Regions from separate parts of the Homo sapiens genome. Here regions 1, 2 and 3 are each linked to region 4. A link is a loop called in an ENCODE intact Hi-C map of the cell type or tissue named here. Cell type or tissue: mammary epithelial cell. All regions are shown on one strand. Each heading gives the region's core, and the rest is flanking DNA. Links, peaks and the distances in the headings are about the cores only.

The links. A loop is a pair of places that touch in the nucleus more often than their neighbours do. Peaks named below come from ENCODE experiments on the same cell type or tissue, not always from the same donor. Only the 100,000 strongest peaks of a DNase experiment are listed, where the experiment ranks them.
Region 1: it touches region 4 in a loop (14-fold over the local background); 102 of 110 quality-filtered maps call a loop at or near these places.
Region 2: a loop joins it to region 4, with 10 times the contacts of the local background. A loop is called at or near these places in 17 of 110 quality-filtered maps.
Region 3: a loop joins it to region 4, with 20 times the contacts of the local background. A loop is called at or near these places in 17 of 110 quality-filtered maps.

What each region holds. Positions count from the first base shown.
Region 1 is chr6:53,722,723-53,728,141 of GRCh38, reverse strand. It overlaps LOC124901334 (a long non-coding RNA gene), which reads right to left and starts at 1,371. Exons shown (of 3, transcript XR_007059620.1): 1 at 1,187-1,371. RefSeq lists a silencer at 5,202-5,387. In mammary epithelial cell, for the core only: a CTCF peak has its summit at 2,126 (motif pointing right); no DNase peak of the experiment used is centred there.
Region 2 is chr6:53,676,273-53,681,691 of GRCh38, reverse strand. No RefSeq gene overlaps it. Among named protein-coding and RNA genes, the nearest start is that of KLHL31, 13 kb to the right of the region's middle. In mammary epithelial cell, for the core only: a CTCF peak has its summit at 2,093 (motif pointing right); no DNase peak of the experiment used is centred there; H3K27ac peaks cover 543 bases.
Region 3 is chr6:53,953,555-53,958,973 of GRCh38, reverse strand. All of the region lies in intron 1 of LOC101927189 (a long non-coding RNA gene), which reads right to left. Among named protein-coding and RNA genes, the nearest start is that of MLIP-IT1, 43 kb to the left of the region's middle. In mammary epithelial cell, for the core only: a CTCF peak has its summit at 2,697 (motif pointing right); a DNase peak (open chromatin) is centred at 2,713.
Region 4 is chr6:53,489,889-53,495,307 of GRCh38, reverse strand. All of the region lies in intron 3 of GCLC-AS1 (GCLC antisense RNA 1), which reads right to left. Among named protein-coding and RNA genes, the nearest start is that of GCLC, 53 kb to the left of the region's middle. In mammary epithelial cell, for the core only: CTCF peaks have their summits at 1,693 (motif pointing right) and 2,202 (motif pointing left); a DNase peak (open chromatin) is centred at 1,897; H3K4me3 peaks cover 228 bases; H3K27ac peaks cover 728 bases.

The sequences.
Region 1 (5,419 bases), core at 150-5,149, 230 kb before region 4:
TAGCTAGTACTAAAACCTGTTGTTTTTTAACCATAAACTTCTAGTTTTCAGAAGATTTGGGGTAAAAACAACTTAGGAAGAAAACAGCATAACCACGTTGACCTGAAATGAGCCCATCTGAATATCATTCCTATTGTGTAAGCAGAGTTACACCCGGGAATGCCACGAACCAGACTGGGTAGTCCTCTAGGAATGATGAGGGCTGATGGCTGCTATGTGAGGGTGGTCTCCTCACAGCAATCTTGTTGGAATGTCCCCATTCCTCTGACACACCACCAAATGCACCTGGAATGATGAACGCTAATGTGGTTCTCAAGCCATGCTACACGTTCACATCAATCAGGGAACTTTCAGATGTCCAGCTCTCTCTCTACCTCCCTGTTCTGATTCAATGTTTGAAAACTCTCTAGGTTATTTTACAGTGCAGTCAGGGTTGAGGCCTACTGAGTTATACACTGGTGATATTTCACAGGGGAAACATAAGATGACAGCTAGGGACGCGGGCAATATCATTTTCTTTTAGCACCAGGAAATAATTGAACCTTCTACTTTAATATTATGTGACTTTTTTTCTGAGATTACAATCTACACCTCAGTTTTGTTTGTTTGTTTGTTTTGAGATGGAGTCTTGCTCTGTCGCTCAGGCTGGAGTGTGGTGGGGTGATCTTGGCTCACTGCAACCTCTGCCTCCTGGGTTCAAGCGATTCTCCCACCTCAACCTCCTGAGTAGCTGGGCTTGCAGGCCTGCGCCACCAAGGCTAACTTTTGCATTTTTAGTAGAGACGGAGTTTCACCGTGTTGTCCAGGCTGATCTTGAACTCCTGACCTCAAGTGATCCACCAGCTTTGGCCTCGCAAAGTGCTGAGATTACAGGCGTGAGCCACCGCGCCCCAACTTATGTAATTTTTTAACTTGCACTTCAACACCTGAGATAGTTCGCAGGTAAAATACGTTATCACAAAGAAAACAATATGAAAATAGAAATGAGTATGCAGAGGGTAGATAATGTTGCAAAATGTTCATTTTTACCTTTTTCATTAGTCACTTTGTAATTTGTAAAGGGTCCCCCTCAGATAGGCATTGGAAAGCCCCTCCCTTTGGTCTCTCTCTTCAGAATCCTCTGGGTGCCTTTCTGCCCTTCCTTGAGAGTCCCAGCCTCATCACTGAATAACAGAGACAGATTTACCGGCTCCAGAGGCTCCCTCTTGGCTTCATCCTGGACTCTGGATGGCATCCTCTGCTGTGCTTTCTTATGAACGACGTGTGCTGACGGTTAGCAGTTTGGAATTCTTCATCTTAGAGCACCTACAAGGGCCAGGCACGGTGGCTCACGCCTGTAATCCCAGCACTTTGGGAGGACGAGGCGGGCAGATCACCTGAGGCCAGGAGTTCGAGACCAGCCTGGTCAACATGGTGAAACCCCGTCTCTACTAAAGTAAATACAAAAATTAGCTGGGCATGGTGGTGCATGCCTGTAGTCTCAGCTACTCGGGAGGCTGAGGCAGGAGAATTGCTTGAACCCGGGAGGCAGAGGTTGCAGTGAGGCAAGATCCAGCGCCACTGCACTCCAGCCTGGGCGACAGAGCGAGACTCCGTCAAAAAAAAAAAAAAAAAAGCATCCACACGACTGACAACCCTTACTGCTGGTACCACTCACCTCCAATTATTATGCTGACATATTACTTAATTTTGTCATGTTACTTTGTCTTTCCAAATAGCTCCTCTCCGTCAGGAGAGAGTGTGATGGGAGGGTGGAGAAAGATGTAAGAGGAGGTGGGGATAAGGGTGGTGAATCTGGCCCAGCCACATCTTTTTTTCAGCTTGCCAAGGGTGCTGAATGGGAGGTTAACGTCAAAAGGGCTGCATTCCGAACGAGTTGCTCCAAAGTGGTGTAGGGTGTACAGCAAGATTTTCTGTATTTCGGGGGCACTTTGACTCAAACTAGGGTTCAGGAAAGCCGCTGACCATTCAAGTTGATCCTCTTCTGGTCAAGAGGCTGCAGCGAGGGAGAACTCTAGCAAGAAACAGGAAACTGGAGGCCGAGAAATGGTGAGGGCTGGAGAATTCAATACTGGCAGCCCCTTGCTGCGGGAAGGCAGGGGAGCCGCTGCTCTGACACACTTGTGCCGCTAGAGGGCAGCGCAGGGCAGAGCAGCTACTCAAGCGCACCATTTGGGGAGCGCAGGATTTCAGCAGCTGGAGGAGTCACAGGGAAGCCATTCATAAAACAAGCATAGAATAAATTATCTAGCAAGGAAGGTTGCTTTGAAATATGACCAGGAAAAGGGTAGGCACCAAAGGTAACAATTGCTTTAATAACTTTGAGTAATGAGACTTTTTTTTTTTTTTTTTGACAGAGTATCTCTCTGTCTCCCAGGCTGGAGGGCAGTGGCGCGATCTCGGCTCACTGCAACCTCCACTTCCCGGGTCCAAGCGATTCTCGATTCTCCTGCCTCAGCCTCCCGTGTAGCTGGGACTATAGGCCCGCGTCACCTCGCCCGGCTAATTTAATTTTTGTATTTTTAGTAGAAACGGGATTTCACCATGTTGGCCAGGCTGGTCTTGAACTCTTGACCTCAAGTGATCCGCCTACCTCGGCCTCCTAAAGTGTTGGGATTACAGGCGTGAGCCACCGCGCCCGGCTGAGTAATGAGACTTTTCTGCAGTGAACATGGAAATAGGCTGCTTCAGAGGTAACGAGAGAAGGGAATTTTGAGATTATTTGAAACGGTGATTTATCTCAGTACAGACATGGCACATGTTCACTTCAGGGATATAAAATGAGCTAATCAGGGGCTACAGTGGCCTTCCTAAGTCTCATGAAACACTTCCAAAAACTTTCCATGCTTTCCCTAATTTTGTGCAGCAAACGATAAGAGACACTTAGGGACAGGGATTTGCTTCACATGAGAACTAGCCCAAGAAACCAACTACACGTGGACCACACAGACAGCATCTCCAAGAGTGATAGACAGTACTCAACCTCCATCGTTTCATTTTGATGGAAACAGAGTGAGTTTAAGGAAGGCTTTTGGTGAGCACGTGTTTTATATTTCTATTTCATAATGCTGGTATTTCTATCAGTCTTTCTGGAATATTTCTCCCCTAAATGCAGAGAGAATCAAAAGCAAGAAAAGTGGATTCTAGCTCTCAAAGAGTTTCCAGAGTCCTGAAGAAGCTGGAAAGTTATTCAGTCAGGTTCCTAACAGGAAGCAGATGGCATGCCCAAGGTAGGATCATTCTGGGATGGTTTATTTACTAATGCATGGGCAGAGTGCAAGGGACCCTCATGAGATGGTGCAGAAAGTAGCTCAGAGCTTTAACAGCAAGCTGTCACTACACCTGAATCTGAGGGAGGGGAGGGAGTACTCATGGGGTTGCTGAAGAGAGAGTCCGTGGAGAGAAGTCCAACTTGTAAGAAGGACAGTGATCTTAGGTTGCAGCCAGCCCCAGGTGACCACACCCTCCCCTCCTCTCCCTTCTCTCCCCTTCCCCTCCCCTCCCCTTCCCCTCCCCTCCCCTCCCCTTCCTTTCCTGTCCTTTGTCCTTTGTCTCCTTTTCCCAGAGGATAAGAGGATTGGTTGATACAATCCTTTCAGGTCAGACTTCCAGGGGAGACATCAAAATGGACATAATCCCACTTACCTGAAATAAGACATGAATGTAACTGCTACTACTTGTGCAGAGGTCCACCTGGCAATACTGCAGGCCCATCTGGGCAGCATTCAAAGAAACGAGGGCTAATGGCTGGCATGTAGGAATCAGTTCCTCAGAGCAATCATGGTAATAAAATAAAGTTGAACTCTGTCTAAATGCAGTTCTTTGTAAATATGTCTTTTCTCTGGCTGCTTTTAAGAGCTTCTTTTTATCTTTGATAATATGAAATTTGATTATGATGTACTTTGGTGAGAGTTTTTTTTGTAGTTTTATTTTTTTATTTTTTGCGTGGGGCCCTTCAGGCGTCCTGGATCTATGGAACAGCACACCACATCACATATCATATCACTTTCGGAAAATTCTTAGCTAGTATCTTCTCCCCATTCTCTTTTCTGTCCTTCTGGAACTTTAATATTAAATCTCCTCTTTTTTTTTTTTTTTTTTTAGCTTGTCTGTGATATTTCCCATTTATTTTGTGTCTTCGTACTATAGTCTGTGTAATTTCTTCAGATAATTCTCAGTACACCAATACTCTCTGCCTGCACCTAATCTGTTGTTCAGTCCATCCATTGAATGTTGTTTTCATTTGTTTTGTGTGAGGGCAGTGGGAGGGGTGAGCGTACAATTGTTTCTTTTGAAATCTACCTAGTCAGTTAACAGTCTCTTCCTGGTATGTAATTCTGATTTCCTAATTTCTTCCTCAAACTTCTAAATCATTTATATTCTGCAAACACTAACGTTAACATCTGAAATCTTTGTAAATGTGATTCCTCTGCAGGTTTTCTTAGCTAACTCCTGCTTATTGGACTTTGTTTCCTTTTTTTACAAAAAAAAATTATTTGATTCTGTGAGTTCATAGTTATTGGAGCATTATCTGCAGGAATGCTGTATGTCTGGGTTGTTGTTGGTTTACCCAGAAAGAATTTATGTTTGCTTTGGCCAGGAGCATAAGGGAGAAGAATGCTACCAGCCTGGTACTACTACTTTACCTTCTTGGCTTGGGATTTGGAGAGACCATGCAAGCAGTGTGAGTTGGAGCCCCAAACCTGCACAGAAGTTTTTTGGTGTTTGTTTGTTTGTTTGTTTTTGATACAGAGTCTCACTCTATCTCCCAGGCTGGAGCACAATCTTGGATCACTGCAACCTCCGCCTCCCGGGTTCAAGCAATTCTCCTGCCTCAGCTTCCCAAGTAGCTGGGATTACAGGCATGCACTATCACACCTGGCTTATTTTTGTAATTTTTTATAGAGACGGGATTTCACCATGTTGGCCAGGCTGGTCTCAAACTCCTGACCTCAGGTGACTGGCCCACCTCAGCCTCCCAAAGTGCTGGGATTACAGGCGTGAGCCACCACACCCAGCCGCCAGGAGCTTGTTCTTACTATGCGTTCTTAGGAGAGGTGGGTTTTGTTTGTTCGTTTGTTGTTGTTTTCCATTTTACTTAGAGGAAAGGTCAAGACCAGCAAAGTTTTTTACTTTCAGTCTTTGTGGGGCAGCCCTTTGAAATCGTAGCTTAAATGGGGCTTTCTGAACTGAATATCACCTTGCAAGGTCCCTGCCTCCCATGTGGCCCTGCATCCCATGTAGCTCTTGAAATCAGAGTTCCAGGTCCCAGTGCATGGAAAGATGCCCTTTAACCCATCCACGGCCTTGATGCCATGTCCTCTCTGCATCTGTGCCATGTCCGTAGTCATGCATGGACTGCCTTTGAAGACCTTATTCCCTTGTCACTGTGAACTGTCTATTTTAAAAGATTTTTTTT
Region 2 (5,419 bases), core at 153-5,152, 190 kb before region 4:
CACGTGGCCAAGCTGAAAAACTCTCACATCCTTGTCTCATTGTTGGTGAAACTCCAACTTGCTCCTAGTGCCCTTGTTTTCCTCTTTGCAATTAACTAACTGCAGCTCCAACCACCATAGCTTACCTCTAGGAGAGTCAGACACCCAGAGTCTCCAAATATAGTTTGCAGATTTCTAAACATTGTTGTCTATGTGAATGGGACCTTCTAGAGTTGTGCATTGTACAACCTGAACAGCCATCCTCAGAGTTCAGACACTAGTCCACTGAATTCCAGAGGACATAGATCAAGTTCCTTATGTGACTCCCCCAAAGTCTTTCTCACTTGGATTAAGAAGAGGGGAAGCACACTTCTTCCCTCACCAAAAGAATGGGAAAATGCCACAATCCTTCAAAAACTTTCACCTTAGGAATCCTCGATTCTCATTCTCTGATCTCTTTAGCCTTTGTCTCAACTCTTGGCTCCATCTTAAATCTCTTCTAAGAGTCACAGAAGCAGTTGTTTTGGCAACCTGATTTGCATACTACACTTCAAAATATGAGTTTAATTCTGTTCTTAGAGCCTAGCCCTCCCACCCCCACAGATGGGACCAAAAGTGTTCCTGTTAAACCTTTAAGTGGCGTTTAAAATTATCTGAGCAACTGTGGATGAAGTTGCTGCTATACATGGAAATACTATATGTAGGAGAATTAGTCAACAGGAAGAATTCAGCCTTGTAGAAATCTTTCCCAGAAATGCTATTTTCCATGAGTACAATTGAGATCACCCTTGAAATATCTATCAGAACAAGTCTAAATAGACAGAGAAGGAAGCTGGGCTGAGGGGTGCTATTGGTATAGAGATTGACTTTGAATGTTCACATTTGCTATTATTTCTGTTAAAACTCAATTTGGAAAACATCAAAAAGTCACAAGAATGGAATAGTCTTAGCTTTTTTTTACTGCTTTATAATTTAAGATGATTGTGCAAGAAGTGTCAGGCCGAATATTTACCAATTTGCCTCATGCAAGAGCTTTGAACTCTATCAGAACCATGTCCCTAAACCACCAAGGATGCGGCAAGAGCCAGTCTTATTAATTCTGTCTGTTCTCTTGTCAAGTAATCTCATTTGCTCATTGGAATCCATGTCTCTCTAATTCTACAAGCCTACCTGTACCCTCCCTACAGAGGAGACTCTGTATCATAATTTTACAAAATGTTTTTGATTAGATGTAAGACAAATGATAGCCTTCTTTGTTCAGAGAATTTTAAAAAGGGTGACATTTTACCTGTCAACTATTATTTTTGCAAATTTCGTACCGGAGGAGGTTTTGGCTCTTGCTCTGCTGCTCTAGTTTTGGGAACTACCAAGGTAATGCCTTTAGACCTTTTTAGAGTTTTCACACTGATTGCTGATTTAAAATATAAATAGGTGAAATTATTGATGCTGTTGAACTTTTTAAAAATTAGTTTTCTTCTGCCCTTTAAAAGGCATTTAGTGATACAGTCACCTGGAGGTGGCTGTGTGCCCGGCTGAAAACTGGAGAATGCTAATACTAAGGAAAAGAAGGAAAACAGATGTTAAAGAGAAGCAACTAGCAACCTCTGCCACAATCCATTTTCTCCCTCTTTAGCCCTCTCCTCATCCAGACCTCCAAATTTGCCAAATCAAAAGGATTTTCTCACTCAAAAAAGCATCACTTTCACAACCCAGTAGAGAAAACCAAAAATTCCAGTCTCCATGACAATCACTGCTGTGGTGGCAGCCATATGATACTGCAGTCGAACACATCCTGCGTTCAACCACTGCTCACTGACACCCTTGCTTGAGCTATGAGATGGTTCCCCTTCCACAAGCTCAGCCACGTATCCCGAAGCAGAGCGCCACGACTGTGTTCTGATGGGCTTTACCCCTCATTCCTGGGCTGCTCCAGAACCGGCTTCCCCGTGGTGCAAGCTCAACCCAGTGGCCAGACCACCTCTTCTCTCCTGCTGAATTCCTCGTTAGGCCCTTGTCCTTTTTGGTGGGCTTTACATGTTGGGGGTTTCAAGGTCAGCACTGCAGGAAGCAAATTTCCTTGAAGCCCTTCAAACTGCAGTAAAACTACATGGCCACTGGGTGGAAAACAATACCTTGTTAATGACCCTGAAACCCAAAGAACAGGAGCTGCAAACATGTGACCTGTGTTTTTGTTTTGTTACCATGGACAATGTTGAAAAAAAATTAGTTGCCAACATTTAAAAATTAGAACATTTCACATGAAACGCTGAATTTCCAACTTGTATTATAATCTAGAAATTAGAATCTCTCTCCACATTCTGGGCCTGAATTCCTGCGTGGCAAAAGATAGTTAAAGTGTTTCTTGGTATCCTGTGATAATAAATGCATTTGAAAATGTGAACCCTGAAATTGTACAGCAGTGTCCAGTGATAAGTTGAATGAATAAACTTAAAAGTAACTTTAAAAAGATTATCCTGAAAGTAAAAGTCAAACTTAAAATTCTCATTGATGACTTGAAGACTCCCAATAATGCATTGCAGATTCACTTCCCAGGATGAAATATACTCTGTCAGAGTCCCCATCATTCACCTGGCAAATTCCTCCAACTCCTTCTGGACCCAGCCAGAAGCACTGTCCCCTGTACTGAAACTGCCCCAGTTTCCCCAGGCCAATTCTCTGTGTTTGCATTATACTGAAATACTACTTACCTTTTTCTGATTCAGAAGTCATCATTCATTTGTCTCCACGACTGACTTGTGAGCAATTTGAGGGGAAAAGATGGTAATTTATATAGTGTGTTCCTAGCAGCTGAGCCATAATAGCTGGTTAATGTTTGTTTGTTTATTTATTTATTTGTTTATTTATTTGAAATGGAATCTCGCTCTGTCGCCCAGGCTGGAGTGCAGTGGCGTGATCTTGGCTCACTGCAACCTCTGCCTCCTGGGTTCAAGTGATTCTCCCACTTCAGCCTCCTAAGTAGCTGGGATTACAGGCACATGCCACCATGCCCAGCTAATTTTTGTATTTTTAGTAGAGACGGGGGTTTCACCATATTTGTCAGGCTGGTCTCAAACTCCTGACCTTGTGATCCGCCCACCTTGGCCTCCCAAAGTGCTGGGATTACAGGCGTGAGCCACTGTGCCTGGCCGATTAATGTTTATTTAATAGCATATCATCCTTTAGTCTGTGATTAAATACCATTTCTAAAAAGAAACTTTCCTGGCTCAATCAACTTCCCAGAATCCCTGTTATGCCTCTCAGAATAGAATAGACTTCTCCTTCCTAATGTTACATGACGGGTAATTGTCTTAGGGAAATTATTTATTTATCATTGCTTTCCCTACCAGATCCGTGAGGCCAGGGTCTGTATTTTCCTGTTCCCCTATATTCCCCCCTTTGCCTAGTACAGTGCCAGGCAGCTACTCTCATGTGGTCAGATGGCACATTCACAACAGTCCTGGGTCATGAGCCTCCTACATGATGATCCTGCAGCTGCCACTTGCTCCTGTATGCCTATTCACCACCACCTACCTGTGTTTGCAAGTTCCATGAGGAAGGGCCCATGCCTCCTCCTGCTTATCACAGTGTGTCCAAATCAGTGCCTGGTTCAGGGCCTGTGTGTATGGGACATCTCCTAGGCACCACTTCACACCCTCTCAGCCCTACCTTCCACTCCAGCCACCACCTCAGCAACCAGTTCTGTGCAAACTTACACCCACTTTGTGTAGGTGCAATCTGTTAGTGCCTCACCTGGGTCTAGGCCATGTACCTCTCTGTTCCTGTCCTTGAGTTTCTCCAGCCAGAGGAGTGGGACCCTGTGAGAACACCCTGGCCACACAAGCATGCATAAGCCAGTCTGCACAGTGTTAATATTTGTGGGGCCATCCTTGGCCAATGTGGACAGTTACGAGACCCACTTTAGAAAGCTTCTCAGGAGGTCCGGCGGTTGGAGCATGGTCGCCTACAATACTGGCCAACTTCATAATACATCCTTGTACTGTCTTTCCCTCCTTCCTTCTGTCCCTGGTCTCTCACTCTTGCTCCCTGGAATCACTTCTCAAATAAACTACCTGTCTCTGGCTCTGCTTTTAGGGATATTCAGGTCAAGACATGATGCAACAAGTTTTTGTTGAATGACCAAGTGAATGAATAAAACTATAACCATGTTGGATACATAAGCATAGTTGGGTCACCAAAAATATCGTAAATGATTATTGGCATTTGTGTAGCTCCTGAGAACAGAATTATCTCCAGTAGAAACGTGTGAGAGACATTTCTATCCCAAAGAATCCATTTAAAAGAACTCACTTATTTAAAAAAAAGAAAGAAGAAGAAAACAGTGGGTGCCAGGGGCTGGGGCGAGGGGAGAATGAGGAGGGTTTTTTCATGAGTACAGTTTCAGTTTGGGAAGATGAAAAATTCCACCTTCCTGGGGATGGATGGTGAGGATGGTTGCACAGTGGGTATGTACTTAATGCCATTGAACTGTATACTAAAAATGGTTAAAATGATAAATTTGTGATATGGATATTTTACCACTATAAAATTATAAGTATAATACATTCATAACCATTAAAAAACACAATGGTCATAAAGAAACATTGGCAGGAAATAAATGCAAATGTTGATAATTCCTGTGATATGGAGGTAGAATTTCATCAAATATATTTTTTAGCTTCCAAACTTTCTCCACCATGGTTGTATTGTATTCCTAACCTGATAGCAGCAATTATTAGTAACTACAGTAATAATTATTAAGAATTATGGTATTAATAATTCCATTTTTCTTGACATGGCCTCAAAACATACATACATACATACATACATACATATAGGCTAACACTAAACTTTTTTTTATTTTTTTTTCGTATACTTTAAGTTCTGTGCAGAACGTGCAGTTTTGTTACATAGGTATACACATGCCGTGGTGGTTTGCTGCACCCATCAACCCGTCACCTACATTGGGCATTTCTCCTAATACTGTCCCTCCACTAGCCCCTCAACCCGACAGGCCCCGGTGTGTGATGTTCCTCTCCCTGTGTCCATGTGTTTTCATTGTTCAACTCCTACTTATGAGTGAGAACATGCAGTGTTAGGTTTTCTGTTCTTGTGAGAGTTTGCTGAGAATGATGGCTTCCAGCTTCATCCATGTCCCTGCAAAGGACATGAACTCATCCTTTTTTATGACTTCACAGTATTCCATGGTGTATATGTGCCACATTTTCTTTATCCAGTCTATCACTGATGGACATTTGGGCTCCAAGTTTTTACTATTGTGAATAGTGCCACAATAAACATACATGTGCATGTGTCTTTATATTAGAATGATTTATAATCCTTTGGGTATATACCCAGTAATGGGATTGCTAGGTCAAATGGTATTTCTAGTTCTAGATCCTTGAGGAATTGCCACACTGTCTTCCACAATGGTTGAACTAAT
Region 3 (5,419 bases), core at 139-5,138, 460 kb before region 4:
ACCTGCAATGAGGTAGGGATCGACCCCAGGCTACTTTTTTCCCCTTCTCGTCTATATTTAATTGTGAAAATGTTCAAACATATTAAAATGTTGAAAGACGTATACAATAGACACCATATACTCATGCTACAGACCAAATGTGCCCTCCGAAATTCCTATGTTGAAATCTGAGTCACTAACGTGATGGTATTAGGAGGTAGGATTTTGGGTTGCTGATTAGGTCATGAAAGTGGGGCCTTCATGAATGGAACCATTGCCTTTAAAAAATAGGCCTCAGAGAGCTCTCTTGTTTTTTAGTCTGATCTTGATCTCATGCCTTGATCTTGGACTTCCCACCCTACAGAACTATGAGCATCTAGCCCCAAGAGTTGTTCACCAGGAGCGAGCATTGAAGCCCCAAGAGTTGTTAGAGAGAGAGGTGACCTGTATAAAGCATCAGGGACTGTCCCTCTGTTTCCATTGAGATTCCCATTAGCTATCTACATTCATTCAGAAAACTTCTCAAGGTGCTTGGAGAGGCTGTTTCCTGGTCACCTTCTCACAGTATTAATGCCTTTTCAAATGAATCAACAGAACTCCATTTCCCACCTTCCCAGCTTTACTCCTTTCCCGTTTCTTATGAGGTACCTTAAACCAGGGTAATACATCCAGAGTGTTTGCAAAATAGTGAGCTTCCTGGAGTTACTTCCAAAAAAAAATGTAATGCCTAGGAAAAAAATGTTTAGAAAGCCCAACAGAACAAGCACTTTGGGAGGCCAAGGCGGGAGGATCATGAGGTCAGGAGATCAAGACCATCCTGGCAAACATGGTGAAACTCTGTCTCTACTAAAATACAAAAAATTAACCAGGCATGGTGGTGCGTGACTGTAGTCCCAGCTACTCAGGAGGCTGAGGCAGGGGAATTGCTTGAACCTGGGAGGCAGAGATTGCAGTGAGCTGAGATCGTGCCACCGCACTCCAGCCTGGTGACAGGGCGAGACTTCATCAAAAAAAAAAAAAGCCCAACAGAACATTTGTGGAGGTAGATTAAGAAGAATGAAGAATTACCATAGGGCAGCCTGTGTTTGGTTTAAGTACTTGGTCAGCAGAGTCAGCTGCCTAGATCTCAGTCCCAACTTGACCACTTACTAGTTCTATGATCCTGGGCAAGTTACTTAATCTCTCTGTGCCTCAGTTTCCTAATTGTAAAATGGGTTTCTTTTCAAGTACAGTGTACACTCACTCCCGGCAATATGACTGCTAGACATGAAGTGAAACCTTACCTTACAGAGCTTACAGAAAAACCTGGAGAAAATTAATTGGCCAAGCACCAGAGCCTGGAGAATGTCTGGGCCCAAGTCAAGAAGGACACATAGGAGACTGGGTAAGAGAACCATGACTTTCAACGCTGAGATTCTCAAGGCTGACATCTACAGTGAGTAAAATAGAGCCTCTCTAACCTCCATCCCTCATAGAGAAAGCAAGTAGTAATATTCACTTGGTTATTTTTGCCTTGTCTCTGGTAAACTGGCAGGAGTGGGGCTATCTTTTCTGCAAAATTAGTAACTACAATATCATAACAAACTGGGTTTGGGTCTGGAATTCACACTACTTTCATGGTTACTGCAAACCCCCAATATGAAAATTTAGCTTAAAGAGATCCCTGACCCAAGTACTTCAAATTCAGAACCTCAAATATCTCTCACAGATAAAGGTTTAAAGAAAAAAAAATTCAGACCTTACAATTAAAAACCAGAAAACACAAAGGAAACAAGTCACTTGAGTGAGAATCAGCAAAGTGATATATCCCAAGAGTAGACTCACAAACACTTCAAATGCTGGAATTATCATAGAAAATCAAAAAAGTGAGAGTTAGATCTGAAGAATTTATCTAGAAGTCATCAGAGAGAAATGAAGTGATGGAAAGATATGAGGAAAAAGTGAGAAGGCACAATAGGCAATTCAGAAGGAGGTAATTGAGAGAATGAGGAGGGCAACAATCAAAAGACAGCACCTGACAACTTCCTAATACTGATGCAAGAGTCCAGTCCTCCCATCAGGAAGCCAAGCAGGCTGAATACAGAGAAATGACACTTAGATATGTTATCATGAAACTGTAAGACACTAGAAGAGGAAAAAGACACCAAAAGCTGTTGGAGAGAAAAGATAAATTATCTACAAAGAATTTACAGTTTGATTAATAGCTAAATTCTCACAGAATAATGAAGCCAGATGCCTGTGATATAATATCTTCAAAGAGCTGAAAGAAAATAATGTCAATCCAGAAATCTAAATCCAGTGTTCAGAGCTGGTGCACAGTAGAACAGCTACAACAGACATTAAAATGTTGAGATCTCTGTCCTTACTGGCTGGTAAAGAGCTGCCAAACTGAGCCCGCCCTCTGACCAGGCACCCACCACATGGCTGCCACCACTGCCCCCTCCCTGGGCTATCCCCTATCTAGCAACTAAATGTCAGTGAGCCGTACAATGGGGAGCCTACAGAACCATTACACTCTCACTAGCCCTCCTTTCTTGGTTCTCACTTGTCCCTCTCGGTCCTTATTTCCTCCTGACTCGAGCAAGCCTACTCAAAGATGGAGAAGATGGCAGCCTTTGGACGGTGCAGGCAAGTGCCCAGAGCCTATGTGGTTCCCCAGGCTGCAGCTGCCCACCGCTAACAAGCTCTCCTTCAGAGCTGCTCTTCTGTAGCCACTGGGGGGAGCTGCAGCCCCTGTGGATTTTGCCTCCAGGAAAGTTGGAAAGGGACAGGAGGACAGCAAGGTAATAGGGACTTCCCAGCTGTCACACAGCCTGGGCTCTGCTGGTACAGCAGGCATTCCCATGGTGAGAATCTTTAATGATGGTAGATCCAGCCTATAAATTAAATCAGTAGTTACAGTCTTCCCACAGAGAACACAGAACCCAGAGGGCTTACAAGTGAGCTCTCCTGAGTATTCAAGGAACACATAATTCCAAGCTTATACTAGTTCTTTCAAAGAAAGAACAACAGGAGACACTCCCCAACTCATTTAATGAGGTTTGTGTAAACATGCTGTCAAATCAGACATGGACATTATACAAAAGTTAAATTCCAGGCCATTTAAGAACGTAGATGCAAAAGCTCTAAATAAACCAAATCAATAAATGTATAAAAGTGATAATGCACATAATCAGGTAGAATTTATTCAAGGTGCAAAATTGGTTCAACATTAGAAAAACCTAAGAATGTAACTCACCACAATAACAGATTCAGAGAAACCGTATGATCATCTTAATAGATTCAGAATAAGCTCTAATAAAACTCAATAACACTTTATGATGTTTTTAAAAAATCTCTTAGCAAACTAGGAATAAAAAGGAATTTGCTTGATCTGATAAAGCATACCAATTTTAAAAAACATGCAAATATTTTGCTTAGTGCAAAACATTAAATGGATTCCCTTTAAAATCAGAAACCAAAGCCTAATTGCTATTTTATATTTATTGTATTGGAGATACTTGCCAGTGCAAGACAAGGAAAAGAAATATAAGGTGTAAGGATCAAAAAGAATGAAATCTCTCATCATTTGCTAATAATATGATTATCTACATGGAAATTTGAAAGAATTTATATATAAAAAGCTAAAAATTAACGAGTTTAGCAAGTCTGCAGGGTGTAGGATCAATGCACAAAAACTTATTTTATAAAGCCATCCACAAATAAAAAGCAATTTAAAAGAAGATACAACTGGGGACTCTGCTTCTAATAAAAGCAAATCAGATGAATTTAATTTGCACTCGCCATCCTCTTAAAAAAACTAGAAAATCTGTACCAAATATATAATGTCTTGTAGCTCAGAGGGCAATAACATAGTAAAGGGTTCTCTGCAAAAATATTTTTAAGATGTGGCAAACCACAGTGGTCACCAGGAATAGGGATTCAGAAAGGCAAAACATAAAAGGATGGGGAAAATCTTAGTGTGCTCTATTAATATCACACAAAGTAGACATTAAAGTAAAAAAAAGACTTTAAGAGGCAATGAGGGTCATTTCATAATGATAAACACGTATTTAATGAGAAAGAGTAAAGTTTAAATAATAATATGGACTCACACTGCTGCCTGATTCCATTTCTATAAAGTGCTAAATCATATTATTTAGAAATTCTTACAGAAGTGACAAAATTGTGGAAGGACAAGAGGGAGAAAAGGAAGTGAGGCAGTTTTCTAAGGTCCGAATAATGATTGTGTTTCAGGTAGAGGAAGTGGGTTGTGAACAGGCAGAGGCACTCAGCAAGCTTCAGGCAATGTTCTGTTTCTTAACCTGAGCAGTGATTATATGCGTGTTTATAATAATTCATTAAGCCATGCAATTTTTATGTATGTCTTTTATAAGAACAAGGTTTAGAAATTGACACTTGTAACAGCTACAAAAATAAAGCTTTTGCAGAAAATTATAACTCTATGGAAAGGTATTAAAAAGACCTAAGTGGAAAAACATGGATAGAAAGATTCAATTCTGTGAAGATATCAATTCCATCCAAATTATCATATAGATTTAATGTAATATACATTGAAACCCAAACATGTATAAATTACAAAATCAACCTGACAAGTTGATTTTGTAATATATATGAAAGAGAGAAGAATGCTTAAGTCAAGGTTCAAACAGAGAAGCAGAGGAAGAAATATATATATATATATATGAATATATATGTGTGTGTGTATGTATACACACATACATACAGAGAGAAATACAGAAACAGAGAGGCAGACAGGGACAAAGAGAAACAGCGAGAGACACAGAAATTTATTGCAAGGAATTGGCATACATGATTGCAGGGGCTGGTTAAACAAGTCCCAAATGCATGCAGAAAGTCGTCATGAGCACAATGAGACTTCACAGGAACAAGCCACAGCTCTCATCCACAGGTGGAATTTCTTCTCTCTCCTGGGGAAACCTCAGTCCTGCATTTAAGGCCTTCTAACAATTCAATCAGGCCTACCCAGATAATCCAGAATAATCTTCCTTACTTGAAGTCAACTGACTTAAGAGCTGTAATTCCATAGGCCGAATTCTTTCACAGCAGTACCTGGATTATGTTTGTATAACTGGCCTGTAGCCTGACCAGGTTGACAGATCAAAAGCGCCATCACAAACAGACAAGGCCTATCTACCAAAATAGGTAGACTTGACTCCCCAGGTATCCAGGCTTATAACACTATATTAATTAGGACCATAGAATCCTGGGTGGACTCCAACTAAAGAGATACAGAGATGTACTCTTCTGGCATGCCATGCTTCCTGTCCCGAATCCTGGTGCCAGGACAGCCTCTTCAGATATGAAATGCTTACCTGATCAAGCATTTTGGGTATTATACACACAAACATGCACACACAGACATTCCACATGGATTAAGAAATTAAAATGTTAAATGTAATTTTTTAAATATTTAGTA
Region 4 (5,419 bases), core at 192-5,191:
AGAGGCTGAGATAAGCTAGATAATCCCTAAAGCAAGCCCCTTTTCATTCTCAATATTCTATAAAATGAAACATTACAAATCTAAGTATGGAAGATGCATTAAAGAGAACCGTGAGCTGGGTGCAGCCTGGGCAACATAATGAGACCCCCATGTTTACAAAACAAAATTAGCTGGATGTGGTGGTGTGCACCTGCAGTCCTAGCTACTCAGGAGACTGAGGTGGGAGGATCACTTGAGCCCAGGAAATCGAGGCTGCAGTGAGCTGTGATCATGCCACTGGACTCCAGCCTGTTACCTCTGGATGGAAATGAACAAGTACCAAAGAGACAAACTTCTAGGTTGCTAGACATGTTTTATATCTCAATCTGGGTGACGATTCATGGATATCAAGATGTTTAAAAATGACTGGCTGTACACTTAAGATGAGGGCAGTTTACACATTTTGGGTTTGTTATGCCTCAAACAGAAGCAAAATGTGGGTTAAACTGGTTCAGAAAGGAGGAAGGAGAAAAGAAACTTTTCTGAGCAAAAACTAGTGTATTAGTCCGTTTTCACACTGCTGATAAAGACATACCTGAGACTGGGTAATTTATAAAGAAAAAGGGGTTTAATGGACTCACAGTTCCACGCAGCTGGGGAGACTTCACAATCATGGCAGAAGGCAAAAGGCACGTCATTCATGGCAGCAGGCGAAGAGAATGAGAATCAAGCCAAAGGGGAAACCCCTTATAAAATCATTAGATCTCGTGAGACTTACTAACATGAGAACAGTATGGGGGAAACCGCCCCCCATGATTCAATTATCTCCCACCAGGTCCCACCCACAATACGTGGGAATTATGGGAGCTACAATTCAAGATGAGATTTGGGTGAAGACACAGCCAAACTGTATCATAGCGTGGCGAATGTGTTGAAAAACTGCATTTTTATGCCCTTTTAATACATTACACTTTCATCATGGCAAATGAAAGCAGTTTAAAAGCCAACATCTCAATCAAAAGTGATTCATTCTGAAGTTCCTAGGAAGTTTATCAGCATTGTGTTGGGACAGGATACAAGTACTTCTAGCATAAAAGCAAAAGTATAGAACTGAGTTCCAATCTTAATATTTATACATACTAGCTGGGTGACTTTAGACTTTGTCTATATATCATCTGTGAAATAGACATGAGAACACTTCGCCGATTTGCTATGTGGTGGAAATAAGGCAATGTACATAAAAGCAAAGGACATAAACTGTTCAGGCAAGCCATGTTTGCTCCCTACTCTGCCCCTGGAGAGTGTGACAACACTATTATATTAAAGACGACACAACCTGCATCTACTTTCTACCAGTATATAACACACATTTTCTTAATAGTCTCCTTTGAAATAATTTAGCCTTCCAAGAATGCAATGAAGTCAGCAGAGAAAAACAATCATACTGATGACTTAGGATCTAAAATTTCTAGAAAATGAAACATGAGAAGCTCTTCATATGTTTTTATCACCTCTCAAACAGTCCTGGTGAGTTTCCCAGAACCTTTTTTGGCTTTGTCCAAAATAAAGCCATGTGTTTTGAATACTATTGGTCTTTCTGCAAAGTAGAGACGCTTGGCATATTCAGAAATTTTGGATGCAAGTGACAGAAAACCCCCACACCCACCAGCTTTAGAAAAAAAGAAAACCTACCAGCTAATATCACAGAAACGTCCAAGAGGTGGCACTAGCTTCAGGCACAGGTTATTGGCTCAAATGCTCTCAAGTCCCGTCTCCCGATTCCTGGCTTACACCTTCCACTATAACGGTTTCACTCTCAGGCAGGCTTTCTCCATAGAGCACACTCCCCCAGTGCCCAGCCCTATCCAGCAGCTCCAGCAACGCCAGGCATGCATTACAGTAGCTGGGCAACCCCAGTGGAAAAGAGCCTCTCATTTGCCACAAGTGTATAGGAAAGTCTGGGTCTGTCTGAGTTTGTGCAGAATCATGATGTGATTCTCTAATGAGTCAGGAGACTGGGGTTCTAGTTCTGACTCTACAACTAGTGTTTGTATGATATTAAGCAAGTCATTTCCTTTCTTTGGACCTCAATTGTCTCATCTATAAAACAGAGGAATAAAATCTCAATGCCATCTTGAGTCAGTTTTAGAGCTAACAACATTTCTTAAGTTATCCACACTAAAAACTGTTTCCTCTGGAAGTTTGATAATAGTGCCCTCTAGCGATCTTTTCAGTAGGTGCCTTTTTATTTCATTTGGTGTACAAATATTCCTCAATTCACAGAGACATTCAGAGCGCATTTGCTATAAAACGAAATTCCACATCGAAATATATTTTTCCATTCTCATTTTAAAATAGAAATATGCTTGTGCTCCAAAATAAGTAGCTAAAACTGTGGATTTCACATTTATTACTGTTTTAGCTGCATCTTGGTCGTTCGGTTATATTGTACTTTCATTGTTGTTCTTCGTACGTGTTTTCTACTATCCCTTGTGATTTCTTCTTTGGCCATGGGTTACTTAGTAGAATGTGGCTTCATTTCAAAACCTTTGGGAATTTTCTAGATGTCTTTTTTATTATTGATGTCTAGTATAGTTTCATTTTGATCATAGAATATTCTGTTATTTCAATGTGTTGAATGTTTGACCTTTTAATAGCCCAGGGTACAGTCTTTCTTGATGAATATTCCATGTACACTTCAGAATAATATATAATTGGTGTGTATAGTGTGTAGTTTTCTTTAGTAGTTGAATTTTTGATAATGTTCTTCAAATCATCTGTATCCTTGCTGCTTTTCTTTGCCTACTTTTTTTTCAATTACTGAGAGTGGAATGTTAAAATCCCAAAATTTGATTGTGGATTTGTCTGTTTCTCTATAGTTTTGTCAGTTTTTGCCTCATACACTATGAAGCTCTGTTAGGTATCTTCACACTTAGGAATTGTATGTCTTCTTGATGAATTGATCCTTCTATCATAATAAAGTATCCCTTTTTAATCTCTAGGAATACTCTTGTTTTGAACTTTACTTTGTCTGATATTAATACTCCATGTCAACTTTCTTACAATTAGTGCTTACATAATAAATATTTTCTATCTTTTTACTTGCAAACTAGCTATGATTTTAGAATTAAAGTGTTTCCCTTTAAACAGCTTCTAGTTGGGTCTTTCTTTTTTTATCCTTTTTAATGGAAGTGCTTAGTTCATTAACATTTACTGTAATAATTGATATGGTTGAGTTTAAGTCTACCATCTTGTTAGTTTCCTATTTGTTTCTAATGTTCTCTTTCCTTTAATGCACTTTTCCTGTCATCTTTTGGTATCCTATTTTATGTCCTCTATTAATAATATCTTGTATTTAAAAATGATTTCTCCAAACAACCCCATCAAAAACTGTGCAAAGGATATGAAGAGACACTTCTCAAAAGAAGACATTTATGGGGCCAAAAAACATGGGGAAAAAGCTCATCATTACTGGTCAATACAGAAATGCAAGTCAAAACCAAAATGAGATAGCATCTCACACCAGTTAAAATGGTGATCATTAAAAAGTCAGGAAACAACAGATGCTGGAGAGGATGTGGAGAAATAGGAATGCTTTTACACTGTTGGTGGGAGTGCAAATTAGTTCAACCATTGTGGAACACAGTGTGGTGATTCCTCAAGGATCTAGAACCAGAAATACCATTTGACGCAGTGATCCCATTACTAGATATATACCCAAAGGATCGTAAATCATTCTACTATAAAGACTCATGCACACGTATGTTTATTGCAGCACTATTCACAATAGCAAAGACTTGGAACCAACCCAAATGCCCATCAGTGGTAGACTGGATAAAGAAAATGTGGCACATATACACCATGGAATACTATGCAGCCATAAAAAAGGATGAGTTCATGTCCTTTGCAGGGACATGGATGAAGCTGGAAACCACCATTCTCAGCAAACTAACACAAGAACAGAAAACGAAACACCACATGTTCTCACTCATAAATGGGAGTTGAACAGTGAGAATACATGGACACAGGGAGGGGAACATCACACACTGGGGCCTGTCAGGGGGTGGGTGGGCTAGGGGAGGGATAGCATTAGGAGAAATACCTAATGTAGGTGATGGGTTGATGGGTGCAGCAAACCACCATGGCACGTGTATACCTATGTAACAAACCTGCACGTTCTGCACATGTATTCCAGAACTTAAAGTATAATAAATAAATAAATAAATAAGGTATCTCTTTGCATATTTTTAAATGATTATAATATTCATCTCTAACTTACTACAATTAAGCATAGACTAACACTAAATCAGTTCATATACAAGGAAACACCATAGAGGAGTACACGTTCACCCACCACCTCCCATTCTCTGCGCTACTGTTGTCATATATTTTACTACCACATTTTTTTTTAATTTTATTATTATTATACTTTAAGTTTTAGGGTACATGTGCACAACGTGCAGGTTTGTTACATATGTATACATGTGCCATGTTGGTGTGTTGCACCCATTACCTCGTCATTTAGCATTAGGTATATCTCCTAATGCTATCCCTCCCCCGTCCCCTCACCCCACAACAGGCCCCAGTGTGTGATATTCCCCTTCCTGTGTCCATGTGTTCTCATTGTTCAATTCCCACCTATAAGTGAGAACATGCGGTGTTTGGTTTTTTGTCCTTGGGATAGTTTGCTGAGAATGATGATTTCCAGCTTCATCCATGTCCCTACAAAGGACATGAACTCATCATTTTTTATGGCTGCATAGTATTCCATGGTGTATATGTGCCACATTTTCTTAATCCAGTCTATCATTGTTGGACATTTGGGTTGATTCCAAGTGTTTGCTATTGTGAATAGTGCTGCAATAAACATACATGTGCATGTGTCTTTATAGCAGCACGGTTTATAATCCTTTGGGTGTATACCCAGTAATGGGATGGCTGGGTCAAATGGTATTTCTACTTCTAGATCCCTGAGGAATCGCCACACTGACTTCCACATGGTTGAACTAGTTTACAGTCCCACCAACAGTGTAAAAGTCTTCCTATTTCTCCACATCCTCTCCAGCACCTGTTGTTTCCTGACTTTTTAATGACTGCCATTCTAACTGGTGTGAGATGGTATCTCATTGCGGTTTTGATTTGCATTTCTCTAATGGCCAGTGATGATGAGCATTTTTTCATGTGTTTTTTGGCTGCATAAATGTCTTCTTTTGAGAAGTATCTGTTCATATCCTTCGCCCACTTTTTGATGGGGTTGTTTGTTTTTTTTCTTGTAAATTTGTTTGAGTTCATTGTAGATTCTGGATATTAGCCCTTTGTCAAGTGAGTAGGTTGCAAAAATTTTCTCCCATTCTGTAGGTTGCCTGTTCACTCTGATGGTAGTTTCTTTTGCTGTGCAGAAGCTCTTTAGTTTAATTAGATCCCATTTGTCAATTTTGTC